2 separate regions of the Homo sapiens genome follow, and region 2 is linked to region 1. Evidence: read pairs that join two places in POLR2A ChIA-PET (ENCODE). Cell type or tissue: OCI-LY7. All regions are shown on one strand.

What was found. ChIA-PET counts read pairs that join two places held together with the same protein. Peaks named below come from ENCODE experiments on the same cell type or tissue, not always from the same donor. Only the 100,000 strongest peaks of a DNase experiment are listed, where the experiment ranks them.
Region 2: POLR2A ChIA-PET joins it to region 1 with 5 read pairs; 3 of 35 experiments call an interaction of 5 or more read pairs at or near these places.

The regions. Positions count from the first base shown.
Region 1 is chr12:95,391,874-95,394,373 of GRCh38, forward strand. LOC105369917 (a long non-coding RNA gene) reads right to left here. Exons shown (of 11, transcript XR_001749265.1): 3 at 450-593. Among named protein-coding and RNA genes, the nearest start is that of METAP2, 81 kb to the right of the region's middle. In OCI-LY7, no CTCF peak of the experiment used is centred here; a DNase peak (open chromatin) is centred at 1,508.
Region 2 is chr12:95,513,556-95,516,055 of GRCh38, forward strand. METAP2 (methionyl aminopeptidase 2) reads left to right here. Exons shown (of 11, transcript NM_006838.4): 11 at 97-2,284. The coding sequence ends at 349. Among named protein-coding and RNA genes, the nearest start is that of USP44, 37 kb to the right of the region's middle. In OCI-LY7, no CTCF peak of the experiment used is centred here; no DNase peak of the experiment used is centred here.

The DNA of each region.
Region 1 (2,500 bases):
TTTCCATTGGCATGCCTAGTATGTCTATGTATTTGTGTTTTGCATATACAGTGTTTCATTCCTAAAAATATATAAAAGAGTTCTAATTAATCAGCTTAAAAAATAAAAACACAAGCCAGATACTAAAAAGGAAAAGACTAGTCAAATGCTTTTTCAAGTTATGTAACAAGTAAAATTAATAAATAAGCTAGCTTTAAAATTATTGGTAAAGTAATAGTTGAAATGTCTCAAGAATTACCAGAATACATTTTTGTTTGCATTTATTAATCAAGCAATTTCATACTTATCCGGGCCAAATACTATAAGGTGTCAAAATTTGTCACAGAGGTTACAAAACTATAAGCCCATCTCAAGACAGAATGATCTTTGCTTGTGTAATCTTTAATAAATAAGACATTGATATTGGTTTAATGAAAATAGCTACATCTTGAATTATTTAGTATAATTACCGTAACTTCTAATCTTGTGGCTTCAGGCAGTCTAGTCCACATGGAGTAAGGAGGTCTGTTTTGGGAAAGGATTGTTATTGCCTTTGTTTCAAAGCTCAACTATAAATTAAATTTCTCCCAAAGTCCAGGAATGAACAAGGACACCTTGGAGGTTAGAAGCAAATGGAGTTAGTTAGGTCATATCTTTTTCACTGTCTCGGTTACAGTTTTGCAACAGTAGTTCCATAACTTTAAATGACTATTGCAGTTTTCATAAATAATCTAGGTAAACAATATATTAAAACAAAATAATTAGGTAAATGTAATAGGATACTTGCAGACAAATTCATCATAATTTAGAATATAAAGTTTTATTAAATTAAATAATAGAAATTTCATTATTTGGGTATTTTCCAATAAAAATATAATTGTAGGAAAACATTCTTTCTAAAAAAAAGTGTTTCCTCTTAAAAAAGTTGAACAGTTTTTTTCTAATTCAAAGCTTATTTAAAGATCATGTGTAAAACAAGGTAAAAGGAACCAGGAAATAAAAGAGATATAAAGACAGTTTTTTTTTTTTTTTTTTTTTTTTTTTTTTTTTTTTGAGACGGAGTCTCGCTCTGTGGCCCAGGCGGGAGTGCAGTGGCGCAATCTCGGCTCACTGCAAGCTCTGCCTCCAGGGTTCACGCCATTCTCCTGCCTCAGCCTCCCGAGTAGCTGGGACTACAGGCGCGTGCCACCACACCTGGCTAATTTTTGTATTTTTAGGAGAGACAGGGTTTCACCATGTTGGCCAGGCTGGTCTCGAACGCCTAACCTCAGGTGATCCACCCGCCTTGGCCTCCCAAAGTGCTGGGATTATAGGCATGAGCCACTGTGCTCAGCCAAAGACAGTTACAAAAATAAAGAGGTATTCTTTATTGGTAAGAAAGCTTAAAGAGAAATAATTTTATTTGTGGAAGAATCTTGTATGGTAAATTTAGTCCTAAAATAAAATAACTAGTTGTTTAAGAAGGAGGGATGTTCAGGACAAACTAGAAAGTCCAAGCATGTCATGAATGGTTGGTATAAGTCACAATAAGAGGATTAATATTTTTTAAAAATCCAAAAACTTTTAAATGATCAGGTTGTCATATTAAGTTTTGGTTTGCTTAGGAAAAAAACCGACATATAAAAAATGTTTTTAACTAAGGTTATTACATCCATATAGCTTCCTGTATGTGCTTTTATATTTCTTGTGACTGAGTTACAGGGCTTTGACTCCCTCGCACTACACAGCTCACATTCTAGTTGCAAAAACTAAACTCAATAAATGAAAATTTAATTTCAGATTGTGAATAGTGCTAAGAGGAAATGAATAAAGTGATGGGCAAGAGTAAAGGAAAGGGCAGGACAGGGCTTCTTAAGATGATCGGAAAATCTCTTTTGAGAAACTATCTGGAAGTTGCTCAGAAGGTTAAAAATAGAGTTATCATGTGACCCAGCAATTCCAGTCTTAGAAATGGAAATGGAAACATAAATCCACACAAAAACTTGTACAAGAATGTAGTAGCATTATTCACAGCTGCCAAAAAGTAGAAATACAAATGTTCATTAACTGATGGACAGAAAAATAATGTGCGATATATCCATACAATGAAATATTATTCAGCCATAAGAAGAAATGAAGTACTGATACATGCTGCAACAGGGATATACCTTTTTTTTGAGACATGGTTTTGCTGTATCACTCAGGCTGGAGTACAGTGGTACAATCATGGCTCACTGTAGCCTTGAACTCCTGGGCTCAAGCTCTCCTTCTGCCTCAGCCTCCCAAGTAGCTGGGATGACAGGCGCATGCCACCGTGCCTGGCTTTCTTTTTTTTTTGTAGAGACAGTGTCTCCCTATGTTGCCCAGGCTGGTCTTGACCTCCTGGGGTCAAGTGATCCTCCCGACTTGGCCTCCCAAAAGTCCTGGGATTACAGGCATGAGTTCCTATGCCTGTGCCCAGCCTGGATGCACCTCAAAAGCATTATGCTAAGTGAAAGAAGCCAGTCACAAAAGACTCTATGTTGTATAATTCTATTTGTAT
Region 2 (2,500 bases), 120 kb after region 1:
CTACTAGGACACAGCTAAGGTCTGGGCTTTTCTTAATGAGGGAAATCAGTTCGTAACTCTTTTGCCAACAGTTAATTTTGGATTTTCTCCTCTTAGGCTTCCAAGAACAAAACACTTGTTAAATGTCATCAATGAAAACTTTGGAACCCTTGCCTTCTGCCGCAGATGGCTGGATCGCTTGGGAGAAAGTAAATACTTGATGGCTCTGAAGAATCTGTGTGACTTGGGCATTGTAGATCCATATCCACCATTATGTGACATTAAAGGATCATATACAGCGCAATTTGAACATACCATCCTGTTGCGTCCAACATGTAAAGAAGTTGTCAGCAGAGGAGATGACTATTAAACTTAGTCCAAAGCCACCTCAACACCTTTATTTTCTGAGCTTTGTTGGAAAACATGATACCAGAATTAATTTGCCACATGTTGTCTGTTTTAACAGTGGACCCATGTAATACTTTTATCCATGTTTAAAAAAGAAGGAATTTGGACAAAGGCAAACCGTCTAATGTAATTAACCAACGAAAAAGCTTTCCGGACTTTTAAATGCTAACTGTTTTTCCCCTTCCTGTCTAGGAAAATGCTATAAAGCTCAAATTAGTTAGGAATGACTTATACGTTTTGTTTTGAATACCTAAGAGATACTTTTTGGATATTTATATTGCCATATTCTTACTTGAATGCTTTGAATGACTACATCCAGTTCTGCACCTATACCCTCTGGTGTTGCTTTTTAACCTTCCTGGAATCCATTTTCTAAAAAATAAAGACATTTTCAGATCTGAGAGCTACATCTCAATGTCTGTGGTTATAATTCTGGACAGGATAAATAGCTAAACTTAATGTAGGCAAATGCAGAGACATTTATCTGAAATGTAGACCTCTACACTGAGACTTTTCTGGCATAGTGGCTAAAACAAGATCTACACATGCATAAAAAGGGACAATCACCTTTTCTTCATAAATATACAGCTTTAGGAATATTTCACCATTCTTTGTAGGACATAGTAGTCCTTGTCTTTTTTTCTCCTGACATTGGAAAGATGTGCTAATTGAAACTTGACTTAGTAGGAACATTGTGCCAACTCAAAACCTTGATTTAGTAAAAATCTCAATGTTTAGATCCTTTGTCCAGTGGTGGTGTTTATCAGGGAATGTATTCAGCTTGCTCAGAAAACCAAAAGGGTATTAAAGCCACAAAAGCAAAGAAGAAAAAAAAAAACTTCCCATGTTTGGATCTTGTTCTAGTTAGAAAAATTAAGTTGAAATTCTTGGACTTTTTCATTCATGAGGCAAATGCTGTAATACCTTCCCCTTTGACAGGTTTGGATTCTTAACATTACTAGTGGTATTTCAGGAAGTGACGTTACAGTTACTTTCCTTATAGCGGCTAAGTGTATTAAGTTGAATGTAACGATGGTAATATTAATTTGTTTGAACTGAGGCCCACTACTGATTCTTTGACAAATTGAATTCTTATATTTAAATAATTTTATGGGAATGTTCCATCATAATTTCTAAATCATTTATATATCAAGGTAGCCTTAATTTGTATATGTTTCAGTACAATGAGATTTTATTGCCTCTGGGATGCTGTTTAGTTTGTATTTTGTTGAACGTTTTTATCCTAGGAAGAGAAACCTATGACTTGTGTACCTAGATCATCTGTTACATTAAAAAGCTGCTCTTTCAGCATTAGAGCTATAAATGAATGTTACCTTGTCGGGAAACAATCTAGGTTTTAGCTGTATGAGCTATGTTTATTATGGTGCTAATGTTCAGTAGCCACATTTGACTAATGTCTCCATTCTCTGTGATGCTGTGGCTAGCAGCAGAGCTCGCCAGTTCATGCCTGGACATACTGTCAGGGCTGGGCCCTCCAGCTAGCTCCTTTGGGGTTGAGTCCGTATCTTTTTGATGTGGAAGTATAAAGCAAGTATCTTGATTTCTAAACCCAGCAATTTTAGAATTGACCTTTATGAGTGAAGACTTTTGGAGCTTTTAAAGACCTTGGCAGTCATGATCTCAAACCAATTAGGAGCTCCAAGCTCCCTTCCCAGGTAACTGTTGGGAGCAATGGCATCACTGTATGCCCTTGTAATGGCTGGAAGGGACATGATCTTGTAAGTAGGAAAGCTGTAACTAAAAATTGTATTGTTTGCTTATTAGCCATGTATCTCTTAAAATTTTGTTATGTTTACAACGATGTACCTTATTGGCAACAAGTTATTAGTTTGATGTTTAACAATAGTGCCTTTAGTAAATTATTTTACAACTAAAACATGTTGTTTTTTGTTAGATCAACTTAGCAGAATGTAGACGTCCATGTTGAGATTTAAGATAAATAGTAAGAAATCTAAGTTTCTGTTTATTGTTTAGGTTTTAATTTTATTGTTGGTATTTTGAGACATTTTTCACACTAAAATTTAGTGGAAAGTACTACAGATTTCCCAGACCCCCCCCCAATAATATCCCCCTTTTCCAAGCCTCCCCCCAT